2 separate regions of the Homo sapiens genome follow, and region 2 is linked to region 1. Evidence: read pairs that join two places in POLR2A ChIA-PET (ENCODE). Cell type or tissue: B cell. All regions are shown on one strand. Each heading gives the region's core, and the rest is flanking DNA. Links, peaks and the distances in the headings are about the cores only.

Evidence for each region. Peaks named below come from ENCODE experiments on the same cell type or tissue, not always from the same donor. Only the 100,000 strongest peaks of a DNase experiment are listed, where the experiment ranks them.
Region 2: POLR2A ChIA-PET joins it to region 1 with 5 read pairs; 2 of 35 experiments call an interaction of 5 or more read pairs at or near these places.

The regions. Positions count from the first base shown.
Region 1 is chr1:160,520,190-160,533,837 of GRCh38, reverse strand. SLAMF6 (SLAM family member 6) reads left to right here and starts at 10,583. Exons shown (of 8, transcript NM_001184714.2): 1 at 10,583-10,694. The coding sequence starts at 10,646. RefSeq lists an enhancer at 10,749-10,798. In B cell, for the core only: no CTCF peak of the experiment used is centred there; no DNase peak of the experiment used is centred there.
Region 2 is chr1:160,619,603-160,628,791 of GRCh38, reverse strand. SLAMF1 (signaling lymphocytic activation molecule family member 1) reads left to right here. Exons shown (of 7, transcript NM_003037.5): 4 at 4,607-4,696; 5 at 8,943-9,016. Among named protein-coding and RNA genes, the nearest start is that of SLAMF1, 23 kb to the left of the region's middle. RefSeq lists enhancers at 1,443-1,492, 3,918-4,047. In B cell, for the core only: no CTCF peak of the experiment used is centred there; a DNase peak (open chromatin) is centred at 7,011; H3K4me3 peaks cover 729 bases; H3K27ac peaks cover 1,679 bases.

The sequences.
Region 1 (13,648 bases), core at 5,632-8,131:
CTATAAAAATCTTAGAAGAAAACATATAGAAAATCTTAATGACATTGCATTTGGCAACGATTTCTTAAATATGACAATAAAGGCACAGGCACCAAAAGAAATCTAGATATTTCTTTCTATATCTGTAATATATATAGCTCACACCTGTAATGCCAGCACTTTGGGAGGCCAAGACAGGTGGATCACCTGAGGTCAAGAGTTCAGTACCAACCTGACCAACATGGAGAAACCTCGTCTCTACTAAAAATACAAAATTAGCTGGGCATGGTGGCGCATGCCTGTAATCTCAGCTACTTGGGAGGCTGAGGCAGGAGAATCACTTGAACCCGGGAGGCAGAGGTTGCCATAAGCCAAGATCACACCATTGCACTCCAGCCTGGGCAACAAGAGCAAAACTCCATCTCAAAAAAAAAAAAAAATTAGACTTCACCAAAATAAAAAATTATACTGTATCAAAAGACACTGTGAAGAGAGTGAAAAGACAACACACAGAATTGGAGAGAATATTAACAAATCAAATATCTTTTTTTTTTTTTTTAGTATTTATTGATCATTCTTGGGTGTTTCTTGGAGAGGGGGATGTGGCAGGGTCATAGCATAATAGTGGAGAGAAGGTCAGCAGATAAACACGTGAACAAAGGTCTCTGGTTTTCCTAGGCAGAGGTCCCTGCAGCCTTCCACAGTGTTTGTGTCCCTGGGTACCTGAGATTAGGGAGTGGTGATGACTCTTAACGAGCATGCTGCCTTCAAGCATCTGTTTAACAAAGCACATCTTGCACCGCCCTTAATCCATTTAACCCTGAGTTGACACAGCACATGTTTCAGAGAGCACGGGGTTGTGGGTAAGGTTATAGATTAACAGCATCCCAAGGCAGACGAATTTTTCTTAGTACAGAACAAAATGGAGTCTCCTATGTCTACTTCTTTCTACACAGACACAGTAACAACCTGATCTCTCTTTCTTTTACCCACATTTCCCCCTTTTCTTTTCGACAAAACCGCCATTGTCATGGCCCGATCTCAATGGTTGCTGTCTCTTCAGAGCTGTTGGGTACACCTGCAGAAAGGCTGTCACTTCACACTTGGAAGATTGCACAGTGGCCAGGCAGAGGTGCTCCTCACTTCCCAGACGGGGTGGCGGCTGGGCAGAGGCACTCCTCATATCCCAGATGGGGCGGCCGGGCAGAGGTGCTCCTCACATCCCAGACGGGGTGGCCAGGCAGAGGTGCTCCTCACTTCCCAGACAATAGGCAGCTGGGCAGAGGTTCTCCTCACTTCCCAGACAGGTCGGCCGGGCAGAGACACTCCTCACCTCCCAGAAGGGGTGGCTGGGCAGAGACGCTCCTCACCTCCCAGACGGGGTGGCTGGGCAGAGGCGCTCACTTCCTAGGTGGGGTGGCTGGGCAGAGGCGCACCTCACCTCCCAGATGAAGGGCGGCCGGGCAGAGGAACTCCTCACCTCCCAGATGATGGGTGGCCAGGCAGAGGGGCTCCTCACTTCCCAGACAGGGCAGCCGGGCAGAGGTGCTCCTCACCTCCCAGACAGGGTGGCTGGACAGAGGCACTCCTCCCCTCCCCGATGGGGTGGCTGGGCAGAGGCGCTCCTCACCTCCCAGACAGGGCGGCCGGGCAGAAGCGCTCCTCACTTCCCAGATGGGGTGGCAGCCGGGCAGAGGCGCCCCTCACATCCCAGATGGGGTGGTGGCTGGGCAGAGGCACTCCTCACTTCCCAGACGGGGTGGCAGCTGGGCAGAGATGCTCCTCACCTCCCAGATGGGGTGGCGGCTGGGCAGAGGCACTCCTCACTTCCCAGACGGGGCGGCCGGGCATAGGTGCTCCTCACATCCCAGATGATGGGCGGCCAGGCAGAGACGCTCATCACTTCCTAGACGGGGTGGTGGCTGGGCAGAGGCGATCCTCACTTCCCAGATGGGGTGGCCAGGCAGAGGGTCTCCTGACATCCCAGACAATGGGCGGCCAGGCAGAGACGCTCCTCACTTCCTAGACGGGGTGGCGGCTAGGCAGAGGCTGTGATCTTAGCACTTTGGGAGGCCAAGGCAGGCAGCTGGGAGGTGGAGGTTGTAGCCAGCTGAGATCATGCCACTGCACTCCAGCCTGGGCAACATTGAGCATTGAATGAGCGCGACTCCGTCTGCAATCCCAGCACCTCGGGAGGCCGAGGCGGGCAGATCACTCGAGGTCAGGAGCTGGAGACCAGCCCAGTCAACACGGCAAAACCCCGTCTCCACCAAAAATACAAAAACCAGTCAGGTGTGGCAGCACATGCCTGGAATCCCAGGCATTCGGCAGGCTGAGGCCGGAGAATCAAGGGAGCCCGAGGTAGGGAGGTTGCAGTGAGGTGAGATCACGGCAGTACAGTCCAGCCTCGGTAAGGTGGGGGGTGGGGCAGAGAGAGAGAGAAAGAGAGAGAGAGAGAGAGAGAGAGAGAGAGAGAATCAAATATCTGATGAGGAATTAATATCTAGAATACATAAAGAACTCTACAACCCCCCCCCCAAAAAAAAATCCAAGTTAAATTTGGGCAAAGGACTTAAATAGATATTATTCCAAAGAAGATATACAAATTGCCAATAAGGCCAATAAGCACATGAAAAGATACTCAACATTATTAGTAATTAAGGAAATATAAGTCAAAACCATAATGAGATACCACTTCACATTCATTAGGATAATCATTATCAAAAAATGAAAAATAAAAAATATTGGCAAAGATATGGAAAAATTAGAACCCTTTTTCCAATCGCAGGTGAGAATGTAAAATGATGAAGCCATCATGAAAAACAGTTTGGCAGTTCCTCAACAGGTAAACATAGAATTACCATATGATCCAACAATTTCACTCCTAGGTGAATCCAAAGAAATGGAGAGCAGGAATTCAAACAGATACCTGTACACCAATGTTCATAGCAGCATTATTCACAATAGAGAAAAGATAGAAACAACCCAAGTATCCACCAATAGATGAATAGATAAGCAAATGTGGTACATACATATAATGGAATATTATTTAGTTGTAAAAAAGGATACAATTCTGATACATGCTACAACATGGATAAACCTTGAATACATTATGCTAAGTGAAATAAGCCAGACACAAAAAGACAAATGTTGTATGATTCCACTTATATAAGGTACCTGCAAATTAATAGAAACAATAAGTAGATTATAGGTTACTAGGGACTGAAGGAAAAGGGAACGGGGAGCCATTGCTTAATGGTCACTGTTTCCGTTTGGGGTAATGAAAAGGCTTTGGAAATAGTGTTGATGACTGCACAACATTGTGCATTAATGCCACTAAATTGTACACTTAAAATGGTTAAAATGATAAATTTTAGATTACATAGCCACGATATATAATTTAGGTTATTTTACCACAATAAAATAATCACCTCCAAATGGAAAAAGTATATAGATGGAAAGTGAAATTTCCAATTCACATTGCACAATTAAGATTTGTGCACTTGACTACTGGGCAAGATGACAAGATAGGAACAGCTACAGTCTGCAGCAACCAGTGAGATCAACTCAGAAGTGGGGTGATTTCTGCATTTCCAGTTGAGGTACCCAGCTCACCTTGGAAGCGCAAGGGGTTGAGGATCTCTCCCCTAGCCAAGGGAAGCTGGGAGGGACTGTCCCATGAAGAATGTTGCACTTCAGCCCAGATACTACGCTTTTCCCATGGTCTTCACAATCTGCAGACCAGGAGATTCCCTCAGGTGCCTACACCACCAGGGCCCTGGGTTCCAAGCACAAAACTGGGTGGCCATTTGGGTAGACACCAAGCTAGCTGCAGGAGGTTTTGTTTTGTTTTGTTTCCCATACCCCAGTGGCACCTGGAACACCAGTGAGACAGAACCATTTATTCCCCTGAAAAGGGGGGCTGAAGCCAGAAAGCCAAATGGTGTAGCTCAGCGGATCTTACCCCCATGGAGCCCAGCAAGCTAAGATCCACTGCCTTGAAATTCTTGCTGCCAGCACAGCAGTCTGAAGCCGACCTGGAAAGCTCGAGCTTGGTGGGGACAGGGGCATCCACCACTACTGAGGTTTGAGTAGGCGGTTTTCCCCTCACAGTGTAAACAAAGCTGCCAGGAAGTTTGAACTGGGCAGACCCCAGGGCAGTTCAGCAAAGCTGCTGTAGCCAGACTGCCTCTCTAGATTCCTCCTCTTTGGGCAGGGCATCTCTAAAGGAAAGGCAGCAACCTCAGTCAGAGGTTTAGAGATCAAACTCCCATCTCTCTGGGACAGAGCACCTGGGGGAAGGGGCGGATGTGGGCTTAGCTTCATCAGACTTAAGCATTCCTGCCTGCTGGCTCTGAAGGGAGCAGCGGTTCTCCCAGCACAGCGCTCTAGCACTGCTAAGGGACAGACTGCCTCCTCAAGTGGGTTCCTGACCCCCATGCCTCCTGACTGGGAGACACCTCCCAGCAGGGGTCGACAGACACCTTATACAGGAGAGCTCGAGCTGGCATTTGGCAGGTGCCCTTCTGGGATGAAGCTTCCAGAGGAAGGAACAGGTAGCAATCTTTGCTGTTCTGCAGCCTCCGTAATGATACAGGCAAACAGGGTCTGGAATGGACCTCCAGCAAACTCCAGCAGGCCTGCAGCAGAGGGGCCTGACTGTTCGAAGGAAAACTAACAAACAGAAAGGAATAGCATCAACATTAACCAAAAGGATGTCAACACAGAAACTCCATCTGAAGCTCACCAACATCAAAGACCAAGGGAGATAAATCCATGAAGGTGGGGAAAAAACAGTGCAAAAAGGCTAAAAATTCCAAAAACCAGAATGCCTCTTCACCTCCAAAGGAACACAGCTCCTCATCAGCAAGGGCACAAAACTGGAAGGAGAATGAGTGTGATGAATTGACAGAAATAGGCTTCAGCAGGTGGGTAATAACAAACTCCTCCAAGCTAAAGGAGTATATTCTAACCCAATGCAAGGAAGCTAAGAAGCTTGAAAAAAGATTAAAGGAATTGCTAACTAGAATAACCAGTTTAGAGAAGAGCAAAAATGACCTAATGGAGCTGAAAAACACAGCACAAGAACTTCGTGAAGCATACACAAGTATCAATAGCTGAATCCATCAAGCAGAAGAAAGGATATCAGTGACTGAAGATCAGCTTAATGAAATAAAGCATGAAGACAAGATTAGAGAAGAAAGAATGAAAAGAAATGAACAGAGCCTCCAAGAAATATGGGACTATCTGAAAAGACCAAACCTTCATTTATTGGTGTACCTGAAAGTGATGGGGAGAATGAAACCAAGCTGGAAAACACACTTTAGGATATTATCCAAGAGAACTTCCCCAACCTAGCAATATAGGCCAACATTCACATTCAGGAAATACAGAGAACTCCACAAAGATATTCTTCGAGAAGAGCAACCCCAAGATACATAATCTTCAGATTCACCATGGTTGAAATGAAGGAAAAAATGTTAAGAGTAGCCAGAGAAAAAGGTCGGGTTACCCACAAAGGGAAGCCCATCAGACTAACAGCAGATCTCTTGGCAGAAACCCTACAAGGCAGAAGAGAGTGGAGGACAATATTCAACATTCTTAAAGAAAAGAATTTACAACCCAGAATTTCATATCCAGCCAAACTAAGCTTCATAAGTGAAGGAGAAATAAAATTCTTTACAGATAAGCAAATGCTGAGAGATTTTGTCACCACCAGGCCTGTCTTACAAGAGTTCCTGTAGGAACCACTAAACATGGAAAAGAACAACCGGTACCACCCACTGCAAAAACATACCAAATTGTAAAGACCATCGACACTATGAAGAAACTGCATCAACTAACGGGCAAAATAACCAGCTAGCATCATAATGACAGGATCAAATTCACACATAACAATATTAACCTTAAATGTAAATGAGCTAAATGCCCCAATCAGAAGACACAGGCTAGCAAATTGGATAAAGAGTCAAGACCCATCAGTGTGCTGTATCCAGGAGACCCATCTCATGGGCAAAGACACACATAGGCTCAGAATAAAGGGCTGGAGCAATATTTACCAAGCAAATGAAAAGAAAAAAAAAGCAGGGATTGCAATCCTAGTCTCTGATAAAACAGACTTTAAAACAACAAAGATAAAAAAGGACAAAGAAAAGCATCACATAATGGTAAAGGGATCAATGCAACAAAAAGAGCTAACTATCCTAAATAGATATGTGCCCAATACAAAGGACCCAGATTTATAAAGCAAGTTCTTAGAGACCTACAAAGAGACTTAGACTCCCACACAATAATAATGGGAGACTTTAACACCCCACTGTCAATATTAGACAGATCAATGAGACAGAAAATTAACAAGGATATCCAGGACTTGAACTCAGCTCTGGAACAAGAGGACCTAATAGACATCTACAGAACTCTCCACCCCAAATTGACAGAAGACACATTCTTCTCAGCACCACATCACATTTATTCTAAAACTGACCACATAATTAGAAGTAAAACACTCCTCAGCAAATGCAAAAGAATGGAAATCATAACAAACTGTCTCTCAGACCGCAGTACAATCAAATTAGAACTCAGGATTAAGAAACTCACTCAAAACCACAAAACTACATGGAAACTGAACAATCTGCCCTGAATGACTACTGGGTAAATAAAAAAATTAAGGCAGATATAAATAAGTTCTTTAAGGCCAATGAGAACAAAGACACAATGTACCAGAATCTCTGGGACACAGCCAAAGCAGTATGTAGTGGGAAACATAGCACTAAATGCTCACAAGGGAAAGCAAGAGAAATCTAAAATTCACATCTGACATCACACTTAAAAGAACTAGAGAAGCAAGAGCAAACAAATTCAAAAGCTAACAGAAGACAAGAAATAATTAAAATCAGAGCAGAACTGAAGGAGATAGAGACACTAAATACCCTTCAAAAATCAATGAATCCAAGAGCTGTTTTTTGCAAAGATCAACAAAATAGATAGCTAGTCAGACTAATGAAGAAAAGAGAAGAATCAAATAGACACAATAAAAAATGATAAAGGGGACATTGCCACTGATCCCACAGAAATACAATCTACCGTCAGAGAATACTACAAACACCTCTACACAAATACTAGAAAATCTAGAAGAAATGGATAAATTCCTGGACACATACACCCTCCCAAGATTAAACCAGAAGGAAATCAAATCCCTAAATAGACCAATAAAAAGTTCTGAATTTGAGGCAGTAATTAATAACCTACCAACCAAAAAAAGCCCAGGACTAGATGGATTCACAGCCGAATTCTACCAGAGATACAAAGAGGAGCTGGTGCCATTCCTTCTGAAACTATTCCAAACAATAAAAAAAGAGGGACTCCTCCCTAACTCATTTTATGAGGCCAGCATCATCCTGATACCAAAACCTGGCAGAGACACAACAAAAAAAGAAAATTTTAGGCCAATATCCCTGATGAACATTGATGTAAAAATCCTCAATAAAATACAGGCAAACTGAATCCAGCAGCATATCAAAAAGCTTATCCACCAGCCGGGCATGGTGGCTCGTGCCTGTAATCCCAGCACTTTGGGAGGCTGAGGTGGGTGGATCATGAGGTCAGGAGATCGAGACCATCCTGGCTAACACAGTGAAACTCTGTCTGTACTAAAAATACAGAAAAATTAGCTGGGCGTGGTAGTGGGCACCTGCAGTCCCAGCTACTCAGGAGGCTGAGGCAGGAGAATGGCATGAACCCAGGAGGCGGAACTTGCAGTGAGCCAAGATTGTTCCACTGCACTCTGGCCTGGGCGACAGAGCAAGACTCCACCTCAAAAAAAAAAAAAAAAAAAGCTTATCCACCACAATCAAGTTGGCTTCATCCCTGGTATGCAAGGTTGGTTCAACATATGCAAATCAATAAATGTAATTCATCACATAAACAGAACCAATGACAAAAACCACATGATTATCTCAATAGATGTAGAAAAGGCCTTTGATAAAATTCAACATCCCTTCATGTTAAAAACTCTTAATAAACTAGGTACTGATGGAACGTATCTCAAAATAATGAGAGCTATTTATGACAAACCCACAGCCATTATCATACTGAATGGGCAAAATCTGGAAGCATTCCCTTTGAAAACTAGCACAAGGATGCCCTCTCTCACCACTCCTATTCAACATAATATTGAAAGTTCTGACCAGGGCAATCAGGCAAGAGAAAGAAGTAAAGGGTATTCAGATAAGAAGAGAGGAAATCAAATAGTCTCTGTTTGCAGATGACATGATTGTATATTTAGAAAACTCCATTGTCTTAGCCCAAAATCTCCTTAAGCTGATAAGCAGCTTCAGCAGTCTCAGGATACAAAATCAATGTGCAAAAATCACAAGCATTCCTATACACCAAAAATAGACAAACAGAGAGCCAAGTCGTGAGTGAACTGCCATTCACAATTGCTACAAAGAGAATATAATACCTAGGAATACAACTTACAAGGGATGTGAAGGACCTCTTCAAGGAGAACTACAAACCACTGCTCAAGGAAATAAGAAAGTACACAAACAAATGGAAAACCATTCCATGCTCATAGATAGGAAGAATCAATATCATGAAAATGGCCATATTGCCCAAAGTAATTTATAGGTTCAATGCTATTTCCATCAAACTACTATTGACTTTCTTCACAGAATTAGAAAAAACTACTTTAAATTTCATACAGAACCAAAAACGAGCCCATATAGCCAAGACAATTGTAAGCCAAAAGAACAAAGCTGGAGGCAGCACGCTAACTGACTTCAAACTATACTACAAGGCTGCAGTAACCAAAACAGCATGGTACTGGTACCAAAACAGATATATAGACCAATGGAGCAGAACAGAGGCCTCAGAAATAACATCACACATCTACAACCATCTGATCTTTGACAAACCTAACAAAAACAAGCAATGGGGAAAGGATTCCCTATTTAATAAATGGTGTTGGGAAAACTGGCTAGCAATTATGCAGAAAACTGAAACTGGTTCCCTTCCTTATACCTTACACAAAAATTAACTCAAGATGGATTAAAGACTTAAATGTTAGACCTAAAACCACAAAAACCCCAGAAGAAAACCTAGGCAATACCATTCAGGACAAAGGCATGGGCAAAGACTTCAATACTAAAACATCAAAATCAATGGCAACAAAAGCCAAAATTGACAAATGGGACCTAATTAAACTAAAGAGCTTCTGCACAGCAAAAGAAACTATCATCAGAGTGAACAGGGAACCTACAGAATGGGAGAAAATTTTTGCAGTCTATCCATTTGACAAAAGGCTAATATCCAGAATCTACAAAGAACTCAAACAAATTTACAAGAAAAAAAAAAAAACCCCAACAAAAAGTGGGCAAAGGATATGAAGACACTTCTCAAAAGAAGACATTTATGCGGCCAAGAAACATATGAAAAAAGCTCATCATCACTGGTCATTAGAGAAATGCAAATCAAAACTACAATGAGATACCATCTCATGCCAGTTAGAATGGCAATCATTAAAAAATCAGGAAACAACAGATGCTGGAGAGGATGTAGAGAAATGGGAATGTTTTCACACTGTTGGTGGGAGTGTAAACTAGTTCAACCATTGTGGAATACAGTGTGGCGATTCCTCAAGGATCTAGAACTAGAAATACCATTTGACCCAGCAATCCCATTACTGGTTATATACCCAAAGGATTATAAATCATGCTGCTATAAAGACACATGCACACTTATGTTTATTGCAGCACTGTTCACAATAGCAAAGACTTGGAACCAACCCAAATGCCCATCAATGATACACTGGATAAAGAAAATGTGGCATATATATACCATGGAATACCATGCAGCCATAAAAAAGGATGAGTTCATGTCCTTTGCAGGGACATGGATGAAGCTGGAAACCATCATTCTCAGCAAACTAACACAAGAACAGAAAGCCAAACAACGCATGTTCTCACTCATAGGTGGGAACTGAACAATGAGAACACATGGACACAGGTAGGGGAACATCATACACTGGGGTATGTCACGGGGTGGGGGGCAAGGGGAGGGATAGCATTAGGAGAAATATCTAATGTAGATGACAAGTTAATAGGTGCAGCACACCAACATGGCATATGTATACATATGTAACAAACCTGCACATTGTGCACATGTACCCTAGAACTTAAAGTATAATTTTAAAAAATCAGTTTTCTTTTGGCTTTTTCTTAGCTTTATACTTAAATATTTTTTTCTAATGTAATTAGAGTGGAATTGTTTTTTGAATTTTATTTTTGGATTACTCATAGCTAGTATATACAATTGCAATTGAATTTTATATTTTGATTTTGTATCTTTTCACCTTGCTGAACTCATTTATTTGTTCTAGTAGATTTTAGGAAATTCCTTACAGACTTTTACATATAAGTTTATGAAAGATGCAATAAAGGACTTTATCTTCTTTTCCAAAAAAAAAAAAAATTTGTGCACTTAGCTCAGAAAAAAGTAAACAAAAAATTAACACAGTTACAAATTAGGATTTTTAGTGCAGGGGAAGAAGTTGTCACCACGCCTCTAAGAGGAAGGGGAAGTCTCAGAAGTATTTTCAGTTTATGACAGAAGGGCAAAAACATTGACTGCCTCAAGGTCTCAAGCACCAGTCTTCACCGCGGAAAGCATGTTGTGGCTGTTCCAATCGCTCCTGTTTGTCTTCTGCTTTGGCCCAGGTAAATGTCAATCCAGATCGGTGTAGTCACTGAGTGACTCCCTGGTTTTGTGCAGCTTGCTCAACCTAAATCGTCTGTATACAGTTGTCTGGCTCTCTGCCAAGGGATTGGGGCGGGAAAGGGGACGCTGGCAGTGTTACCTGATATACTACTACCTCCTCTCAACTTTGGATGCGATAAGCCTGAGATGGTTGTCGGTGAACAATTTCAATTGTGTCTGCATGTAAGAAAGTTATTTGCTGGGGCAGAGGAAATAAGCTTTTGAAGACAAGACTGTTTGTGGTTTATGACCAGCATCTTGTGTTATAAAGAGTACCAAGACCAAGAAAATGGGCCCTCATACCAATGTATCTACTATCGTACTGTGAACCTCAGGGAGGTTACTTATCCTTCCTGAACCTCACTATCCTCATCTAAATTATTAAAAACCTATTATTCAGTTGAGCCAAATTTTCTGGGCCCAACCAAACACACCAAAAATAACCCTCTCACCTTTTGCTCATTGCAAAAAAAAAGGTTTCCATCTCTCCCCTCCTTTAGTGCAAATTAGGGCTAGCTAGTCCAGCAATGCATTATATATGGCAGTGAGAAAAGAATGAACTGATCCAGCTGGCTTCTTGTTTCCTGCTGTCCATTATATGGAGAAGATGAAGATTCATATCACATTTGGGGAACTACAAGTGGTCCACGGGAGACAAAGTGTAGCATTCAGGCAGAGATAGTCCAGGAGACCAATGGAAATCTAGTCCAGAGCTAGCCCAGGGTAGCAGATAAAAGTAGGAAGCATTCACTGAGCACTTATTGTATTTCAAGTATTGTGCCAGGTGCTGTACACACGTTATGAGTCTCATGAGAATTCTATGAATTTATACTATTAATATCTCCATTTTAAAATGAAGAACTGAGGTGAACTTAATTTAAATAATTTGCCCAAATTTCATTAGCCAGCATGCGACAAGCTCTTGTAATAGTTATGAGAAAAAATAACAGTTCAACAAGTGTGGCAGCAGCATAAGAGAAAGAAGAGACTGAAGCAAGAGATCCCATCAATATGGAGTTAAGTAGAGTAATTGGTAATTGGAATGAGAAAGGAATAAATATTCATTGAGCACCTACTGAATGCTTGGCACTCTTCTAGTTTGCATGAATACATCATGAACAAAGCAAGCAAAAATTCCTGCCCTCATGGAGTTAACATTTTAGCAGGAGACAAACTGTAAAAAAAGATAAACAAGTAAAATAGTGTATTGGGTAGGAAGAAATAAATCAAGAAGGAAAGGGAGAGATGAAATATGGTAAAGACGGCAGTGAAATTTCAGACAGGATAGCCAAAGAAAGTGACAAAATTGGAAGGTGGAGAGCAGCCACAGGAGGAAGGTGAGTTCAATTTTGGACCTACTGATTTTAGGATGTCAGTGTGCTATACATGAGGAAGTTACGTGGAGGATCCTGGGAACTTAGGACTAGGGGTAGAGCTGAGGCTAGAGACTTAAAAATCAATGGCATAGAGATATGTTAAGCTGAGGAGAAAACTGGAATGAGAACAGAACTTTGGGAAATATATATAAAATGCAGAAAGAGAGAGAATTCTTTCCTTCATTCAAGAGCCACTTCCTGATCTAGGAGCAGAATCTTGAGTTTTTGCTTCATTTTTACCACCCTGCAAAATTATTTCCACCTCTAGAATAAAATATTCTGAATGTCCTTGTGTTAAAACTCCTCTTCTTCTCCCTATTTCCATGAATACTTCTTATAATGACCCTATGAAATATACAGTGCTCCAATCTCCACTTCACAGATGGGGAAAGAAGGCACAGAACACTAAAGTAACTTGCTCACTGCCCCACATTTATGGGGGAAATGGGTATAGAAAGAGAAACACATTTGAATGAGTTTACAGGAGGCAGATGCAGGTGTTCTGAGACCCAGGAGGAGAGAAGTGGCTGCTAGAATTGGAAATCAGGAAGCTTGGCTCCGGAGTCTGTGCTCATAGCCACTTCACTATGCTACTTAGCTTACACACAGTCATACATTCACACAAATGTGTACATAATTAGAAAATGTGAGGCCAGCAAAAAAAATAAGCAGGGCACCTTCATAGAGAAAAACACGGGGACCTGCTTTGGACGGAGTGATGAAGAAAGGACTTCCTGGAAAAGTAACATCTCATCTGATATTTAAAGGGTGTGAAAAGTTAAACAGGAAAAGTCAAATGAAGAAGATTTTAGGGCAGAGGGAATCATGTGTGAAAAGCCGTGATGCAGGAAAGAGCCTGGAGTGATTTAGGAAGGGAAAGAAGACCACTGTTGCAAAAATGTGGGGCAAATGAAATTAATCTTTGAAACAACCATGAAAAACAATGACTCATGCCAGCCTACATTCTTTGAAGTGGGTTGGGCACTATCCTGACTCCTTTTAGAAAATTTAGTGGAAAAGACAAACCATATTGAAAAATAATCCCATTTCCTTTAACTCAAGCCCTGGGTGGCAAAACTAACAGAACAAAACAATAATTGTAAATAAAATCAAGCATCATGACTTCCTAGAGAAAATAAATCTCGTTTGTTTCTTCATTTTGATTTTTATAGATGGAAAGTTGGAAATTTGTCAAACTTAAATGTGCATATAAATTACTTGGGGGAATCTTATTAAAATGCTGATTGGGGAATAGGGACTGAGATTCTGCATTTCTAAGAGGCTCCCAGGTGACACCAATGCTGCCTGTCCATGGACCACACTAAGCAGCAAGGTTCTAAATTCCAATGGACTTCAGTCATACTGGGATTGTAGGGAGGAAGAAATAGAAACTAACTTTGAGTGTGTTTGCAGGAAGCAGATATAGGTATTCTGAGGTCCAGGAGAGAGCAGTGGTTGGAAATGTAAGTAAAGCAAACACATGAGGGCTGATTCTGAGGTTGAGTCAAAATGTGCAATGCTCTTCTGTGAAGAGATTG
Region 2 (9,189 bases), core at 5,995-8,494, 95 kb before region 1:
GATTCCTGCCTTGGGCCATTCAGCAGGTGACCCTGCATTCCTTCTGGTAATTTTTAAACAGAAAGCTACGTGACAGTCTTTTTCTAGATCCATTTTTGTGGACTCTCATTTAATTTAACTTAGTTCATCGAGTGCATATTGAGTGCCCTCCTGCCCTATATTGTTTCCGGTGGAATGGAGGATACAAATAAAGAATAAGGTACAGGGCCTACCTTCATGGAATTTGCAATCAAAGTGGGACTTCTACATCTTACTAGCTAGAAAAATATAATATTTAAAGAAACATATTATAATCAAGGAACTGCTACTAGAATTCCTCTTTGAAAAGGAATTGTATTTGTTTATGATAGTACCTTAATAAATGCTAGAAGGCAGGTGGAGACCCCCCAGGAATCTGGGTGTGGGTTGGATGGTTCTGTATGAGAATGGAGGAAGATGATACTTGTGCAGAAATGGGAAGAGAAAGAGAGAGTCTGAACCTGCTAGGTGGTGAAAGCTGCCTGGTTCACAATGGAATTTGCTCCCTGGGACCCTTCAATCTTCAGCAGAGAACTTAAACCCACAAAATTATTGGTGTAAGTTTTTAAAAAAAAGTTTTTTTGGTTTGTTTGTGGAAACTGATTGTATTAGTCCGCTCTCATCCTGCCAATAAAGACATACCTGAGACTGGGTGATTTATAAAGGAAAGAGGTTTAATTGGCTCATAGTTCCACATGGCTGGAGAGGCCTCACAATCATGGTTGAAGGCGAATGAGGAGCAAAATCATGTCTTACGTGGCAGCAGGCAAGAGAGTTTGTGCAGGGGAGCTCCCATTTATAAAACCATCAGATCTTGTGAGACTTATTCACTCCCATGAGAACAACATGGGGGAAACCACCCCATGATTCAATTATCTCCACCTGGCCCCACCCTTGACACATGGGGATTATTACAATTCAAGGTGAGATTTGGGTGGGGGCGTGGCCAAACCATATCACTGATGAAGTGACTAAACCTTGCACCCAAGGAAGCACAGAGTAGAGCAAGCAGAGTTATAGGAGCAAAGACTTAGAGAACCATGAGGAAATTACTCCCAGAAATTACAGAAATCATGTGCAGCTTGACCTGAACAAACTGTAATAGTAGCACTTTTTTCATACTTATCCAAATTTCTAAGAGCATGGGGTCTCTGACATTTGATTTCCATGTAAATATAATTAAAGAATAGCAACAAATGGATGAGCACCAAGTATAAAAATACTTGGGCCTACTATACAGGTAGGGAAACTAAGCCATAAGTAAAGAACAGATGGGACTGAAGCATCTCTGGACACTGGTGAAGAGACTCCTTTGGACTTAAGATCAAACTCATTTTCTTGTCTTTCCAATCAATCAACAAGAATTTACTGAGACTCTATTATGTACTGAGTACTAAGAGAGCTGTTAAAGTAGTGTAAGAGATGGTCTCTGGCCTCCTAGAACCTAGCAACTATTTGGAGAATTGAGGCTAGCAGAAGTAATTGACACTTACTGACCACATGATGGATTCCAGATATTGCTCTAGGCACTTTCCATACATTACTATATGGGTTTCTCAGAACAACACTGTGAACTTATTGTTATGCTCATTTTACAGATGAGGAAGTTGAAGCCACAGAGGGTATGAGTAGCTTATCTGTAGTCACAGAGCTATCAAGTGGTAGACCCAGAATTTGAACTTATCTATCTGGCTCCAAATACCATCACTGAAAATGGTCTGCATGGTAAAGATGATGTTGCCAAAACTCAGGTTCTAAGATACATGACATAAACCACAGGTGCTGCAGGAGTCCAAGGGACAGGGAAGAACAAGAGCTGGGATGGTCAGGAAAGGTGACACAAAGAAAGGAAGATTGGCCTGGGCATCAAGGCTAGGCAGGCATGGTGGACAGCTTAGGGTGCAGCAGGAAGGAGAGTATGGAGTGGAGCCTGGGGCCAGGAATGAGCATGTGTTGGATGGAGGATGATGAAGGATGGGTTGGCTGCTCAGAGGGCTTTTGACTCAAAAGGTTTGAGTCAAAAGGGCTTTGACATCACTACTGCCTTCTTTATGGGGACCGCATCTCCAGAGGCTAAAGCACAAACCACAAAATCTGCAGTTCCCATCTTATCCAGCTCTGCCACTGACTTTTTCTATGACTCTGGATACTCCTGTCTGTGTCTCAGTGTCCTCAAAATAAAATTAGTGGGTTGGGTGAAATAAGCACTATACTATAGTTCCCTTAAGGTTAAAAAGGTCTATGATTCATATTTGTATCCAAAGATGAGGAAAAAAATTAGAGTTTATGAAATATCTTTCAGGACCATGGCCAACTTGTCTCTCAGATCTAGATGGACTGGCAGAAGCTTGTCATAGGACAAAGGTAGCAGATTGCTTTCATCCTCTAGAGACCCTAGAAAAGATAGAGAGGGCCGGCGTTGTCATGTCCTGAAGCCTTGGTGCTGCACCCAGTCATCGTTAGTTTCTGTGAGTTGGTGGGCAGCAGAGCAACCGGCGTCGGGCGCGAGGGAGAGGAGGCTGACTCACCAGGCATTACTGGTGCAGTTTTGTCTTTTATTTTCCAGTTCAGAGGTACTACTTTGTCTGTTGGTTTTATTTTTTTAATCTCAAGTGAAATTGGAAAGAAATATTATCTTTTAAAATGATATAAATGGTGGGGGTGTTTCTTCTCAAATCAGTTGTTGTATTGGAAGTTCCCAAAGTATCTATGATAGAAGAAGAAAGAGGAACTAGTCAAAATAGTAAGTGCTACTATAATGGTTTGCTGGATCAGTTCCATAGGCTGACGAAACACAAAGTTCAGGCTACTGGCTTTGCTTCTTATCCTAGTATTAGAGTGATTTCTCCAGTGGTTCCTAGTGTCGATATCATAAACCTTGAATGAATCAATCTGTCTCAAACACACACATACACACATACACACACACACACACACACACACACACACTCCTGCACAGAGGGTTCTCAGTGACCATAAGTCACTCAGAGTGGAGCTGCTCCTTCCTCCAGCATCAGCAATGATTCAAAATGTCATGCTTTATACAAATTCAGAACTCTCTGCCTGCCTCCTAACTTTTTTTTTTAATCAGAGCATAAGACTGTTGAAGTTGGTATCTGGCAAAATTAAAACATTTAATTTAGGGGATAGAACCTATAACCAAGGTGTTTGCAAAGTCAGTTCAGTGAGATTCCTTGGGCTAACTTGATGTGTGAAAGGCCTAAGGAGAAAAAGAATCTTTTCAAATCCAGAAGGCAACTTCTTGCCAGCTATCAGGCTGGAGGCCCCTTTGGATCTTGTAGGCTGCATTTTATGAATTCATTGAGACTGTCTGTATCTTTGGTCAACTCTGTAAACATCTGATTGTGTCCACCATGATTCTTTCCTTTGGAACCCGACTATTTTTCTTTCAATTTCTGCCCCACAAATTCCTCACAGGTTCAACAACAAGCAGGCTTATTCCACAATCATCCTTATAAGTTTCCCTTACACATTAATGTTAACATCTGGTGTTACTCTATTTAGAACCTTAGTGCGAATATTCTACTTAGAACCCTAGGGCTTCAGCTCGGTCCCCACTGTTCATTACCCCGGTATAACTTTTTCCAAGCCCATAAGTCTCTCTAACTCTCCAAGAAGTCTGTCTTTAGTATTCAGCCACATTTCTACTACTAAACCAAGCTCTAGTTCTTGAGGTTCTCCAGGCTGTTTTCCTTCTCCATAAAATGAGAATAATGAGTGTACCTACCTTGTAAGATTATTGTGAGGATTAAATATGTTAGTACACATGATGCACTAAAAATATGTGGCCCATTGCAAGTGCTCAATAATTGTTCATTATAATCTTATTGAGCTACATGTCTTGTTTACTGGGGGTGATAATTCTCATTCACTGTTTGTCAAAGTGTTGCTCCTAGTTCAAAAGGATTTGATAAAGTGGGTAAAGGAGAGAAAACAATAAAAGTTTTCTCTCTGATTTTGAGCCTTGATGATTAGTTCTCGGGCTAATTTTAAACATGAAGATGATTTAGAGGAAAGACTAAATACTTTCCTTTCAGTTCAGGTCTGCTGGGTTCAACCCAGTTATTTGCATGAAAGGACAACAATAGCACTATTATGTTTATTTTTAAAAAAGATAAGTAGATCTTTCTTCCTCCCAGTGTCTCATGAGAATAGCGTGAATTCACAGGGACGGCACATGGAACCATTATATTCTCTTTACCCAAAATGGATACAGGACACATTAGCAATCTTAAGATGGAGAAACTGGGCAGAGAGATTGACTTAGGAGAGATGAAGATAATTTAATGTTAGACATGTGGTAGTTGAGTTAAAAATAAAGCATTTGGATAGAAAAATCTTCATGAAATTAAGAATGTGAAAGTATAGTGAGAGAAATTAGAATAAGAAAACAGATACAAAAATTTTCAGTGGTCTAAAGCTGACCTCTAAAACCATGAAAACAAACGTCTCCCTTGGGAGAGAATGCAGAAATAGAACATGAGGCTCCATTATCCCACTTTCATGTAAGATGTTTTTAAGCTCAGAATACTTTTGAGATTGCTCTTTGACTTCTTTTTTTTTCCAGAAACAAAACCATGGGCAGTGTATGCTGGGCTGTTAGGGGGTGTCATCATGATTCTCATCATGGTGGTAATACTACAGTTGAGAAGAAGAGGTAGGTGTCTGGCAATAAATAGATTCTTATCACACTCTCTGTGGTAAGCAGGGGACCTCTCTCCACAGGCTCGGACTTGCTCTCACAACTCTGGCTTTCTGCATGGGGCCACCTTTGCAAAAATAGTAGATAAACATATCCTGGGACCTTGCTTAATTCAGTCTAATTCAACATGTCTTGATCCCCTCTACTAGGCTGTGGAAAGAAATAGAAGAGCCACAGGTTTCTAATGTGAGAGACATTATTCAGATAATTTCAGTTTAGTGTGACTAGCACTGCCATCAGGGTAAACACAGGATGCTGAAGAAGTGAACAAGAGGTTTAAGAGTATTCACTGGGAACAGAATTCAGAAAATTATTGGATCTCATCCAAAAAGTCACCAGGGTTAGAATGAAACCAATAAGGCACAATTATTCCCCTGCAGTTGAAGTGCCTAGAGGTACCATCCCCTGTCCTCTCTTCCAAATTTCCCTATGATACAATATCTCAGGGCATTGTGCTCCCCTCAGCCACCTTGACTACTACCAACCAATACTGGAGTCAAAATGTCCTGACCCAAGACCAGGAGAGATGCCCCGGCTGCCTTCCCATGGTAAGGATAGAACTTGATCCTCATAACACTGAGCTGATGACTGATTTCATTCTCAAGTAGATCAGTGTCATCTACACACAACCTTCTTAGAAAAGCCCTTACCTCAGCACTCTGATGTTGGTTTTGCATATATAAAAAAATCTAGATCATAGCACAGCGACCTACTTGTGTCTCATTTCCTCCATCTAAGAGTTAGCCAGGTAGGAGGGATGGGTGATTCAGATAGAAATTAGGTTGACAGCCTATGGGGCTCGGGGTAGGGCAATCACATTTAGCTCATACTATAAGGAAATAGTGAGATGACCCAGGATGAGAAAACTGAACTTAACTTATCCACATTAACCTACCTAGTAAAATTGCTGGGATCCTACGCCATACTCTTTCCTCAACCACACTTGGCTTATCACATGGTTGTGCTCTAAGGGAATAGTGCTCCCCATCCCACAATTCCCCACTACCTTCCCCAACACACATACCCATCCTCACCTCAACCCCATTCACCATTTGTCCCTTGTAAGTTAGCAACACACAAAACTGCCTCAAACTTGCGGTAAAATTTATATTTAGTTGCTGCACCTTTCATAAAACCTTGCTAAAGAAATTATATTGGCAGCTTCTAATGCTATAATCATCAGAATGCAGCCTGACGCTGAAGGCTTTTCAATTTCATGACTCTTTGGCAATTTCATGTCCAGGAGAATACACTGATAAAGAATGTGGGTATAGGCATTAGACAAACTTACATTCAGATGCAGATTTTGCTACTGACAAGCTGTGTGATCAAATGACTTAACTTCTCGTCTGCAAAACAGGGGTAATACTATGTACTTCATGGTATTGTGGTGGAGATTGGTATCAATACACAGAAAACACTGAACACAGTGGTTCCCATCGATGGGTGATAGATAGATAGATACATAGACAGATAGATACATAGACAGATAGACAGATCTCTTAGTGTAGATGAATTAAAATGGCAATGTGTAAGTGCTATGGCCAGGAGAAGCTGCACTGGAAGCATCTGGAAACAATACCTAGAACAGATTGAAAATATTTTAAGTCATGGTAACATAAGACTTTATGCTTCAGGTAAAAGCTGAAAAGGATATTAGATACTCTATGCCCTCATTTTACAGTTATGGTAAGAGAAAAGACCCATTGAGATGACGTGATTTGTCCAATGCCACACAGCTAATGATGGCTACAATGTAGATGTCCTAATTTTAAGGCCAAGACTTTTTCCTTAGAGCCTAAGACCTTGCTGACTTGGAGCCGAGTTAAGCTTACTCCTAAAAACCTGTTCTTGCACTGGGGAAAATAACCTGAGACTAAATTATCTTGGTCCAATGGTCCTTTTAAGCAGCAACAATCAACCTCACCTCTTCCATCTGTCTGACCATTTAGGACTGTCCTTCCAGTTCTACATTTGACTCTGAGCTGACCTGCAAGACTGAAAGTCTTTGAGGACTGTAGTCTGTTCTCTACTCTATTTGTAGCCACTACAGCACCTAGGAGAGTGCTGGGCAGGCATGTCTTACTTTGCAAACACTCGTGGGGACTAACTTGAACCTCCTCTGCTACCTCCAACTGCTTCTTGAGTCCTCCCCTCCATTTTACACACACACACACACACACACACACACACACGCACTCACGCACACTCCTCAGTCAGGATCAACTCTGACCAAAAAAGCGAAGTTGAAACCACTAGGCACACCGTGCTCATACCCACACACAAAAAATCCCATGTTGACTTTCCTTGAATTCCTGGAACTTCATCAGTGTCTGCCCCACATTTCCTCCCCAAGACTCACACCCTCACGCAGCACATTCCACCATGCTCACCACATACACACTGGGCCTTTCCCTTCCAAAGAAAAATGTGCCTCTCCTAAAAATGCTATTTCCTCAGAGATGTGCCTTTTTTTTTTTTTTTTTTTTTTTGAGATAGATTCTTGCTCTGTCACTCAGGCTGGAGTGCAATGGCATGATCTCGGCTCACTGCAACCTCTGTCTCCTGGGCTCAAGCAGTTCTTCTGTCTCAGCCTCCTGAGTAGCTGAAATTATAAGCGCGTGCCACCATGCCTGGCTAATTTTTGTATTTTTAGTAGAGACAGGGTTTCCCCATGTTGGCCAGGCTGGTCTCAAACTCCTGACCTCGTGATCTGCCCACCTCAGCCTCCCATAGTGCTGTGATTATAGGCGTGAGCCACTGCACCCAGCCCAGTTTTTTAAGAGAATAAATTAACTGGTGTTAAAATAAGTCTACCTTAAAGGCTGTGATTTTCTGGGTCCAGCCTCCATTGCCTCTGCCTGGACTTTGCAATAATCCCATAATAAACCTCCATCCTTCAGTCTGCCACTTTCCCACCATCCTTACTGCTGCATGATGTATACAAAGGATACTGTGCAACTTTAGAAAGAATGAGATAGGTCTACTGTGCTAACATGAAAAATGTCCTCAATACATTTTAAGTGAAAAGATCAAGTTACAGAGAAGTGTGTGCAGAATGACACCTCTTGTGTGGAAAAAAGTCTATATAAGTATAGCAAATATCCAAAACTGCATTGTCTAATATGGTAGTCACTAGCCACATGTGGCTTTTTAAATTTAAATTAATTTGAATTAAATAAAATTTAAAATTCAGTGACATTAGTCACAGTTCAGGTGCTCCATAGCCCCGTGTCTGTAAGCTGTATTAGACACTGCAGATATGGAACATTTCCATCATCTCAGAAAGTTCTGTTGCACAGAGCTGATCTACAGGGATATACATCAAACTTTTAAAAATGGTTTCTTCTTTTTTTTCCCACTTCTTTTCACAGGTATTGAAAAATACGGTTTCTTTTGGGAATGAAATTGGGTTGGTTAATGGAAGAAGGGGATTTATACTTTTTACTTTATACTTTATATATTTCTTCACAATTTTTATTTTATGATGAGAATAAATTACTCCTATAATTTAAAAAGAAAGCTTTTTAAAATTGGCTAAAAATTAAAATATTCTGCAACTTATTAATTTCCAGAGACCCTAGGCCCTGAGCAAAATTTCCAGATGGTGGGCAACAGAATGACATTGTTGCTTTATTTTCTAAATAGTCCCAGGTGGAACATCCCTCTTACACGTCCCCCCGCCCTTACCTCCCACACATCAATTCCCCCAGAAATAGGGAGGTGAGAAAGCTGTGAGTGAAGCAACATACTACCAGCTGGAAAATACAAAAGAGGTATAAACAACTAGCCCTGCCCTCAAAGAACTTAGAATCCTATTAGGAGACCAGATATGCACATTGAGCAACAGAGATTAAAGTAATTGAATGGTACACCAATGAGAAAAACACCTAATGCGTATTGGGCATTTGTTATGCACCAGGCAGTGTTCTAAACACTTTACAAGTGGTATCTCATTTAATTATCACAACAGCCCCGTGAGGCAGGTATTTCAAATCCCATTTCACAGATAGGCCTAGAGTGATCAAGTAACTAACCTAAGACAATATGACAAATGTGCAGGGGGGCTGGGACTCAGGGCTTTGTTTCCATTGTGCCCTTGGGGAAAGTGGGTATGCAAAGGACAGTAAAGACCAGGTCTGAGTAAGGAGCTCCTGCTGGGGACCAGAGGGAGATAACCATTATGGTTTCTTTTCACCAGGTAAAACGAACCATTACCAGACAACAGTGGAAAAAAAAAGCCTTACGATCTATGCCCAAGTCCAGAAACCAGGTGTAAGTTCTATATTTTGTTTGAGATGAACCTGTCATGTTTCCTAGAGTATTCCTGGCCAGTCTACCTTGCCTGTTGGACATTCACAGTTTTCCATCCAGAGCAGAGGAAGGTAGGGAACAGGAGTCAAGAACAAGAGTTCTCCTAAAGTCACTAAACGTCAGTGTTTGAAATA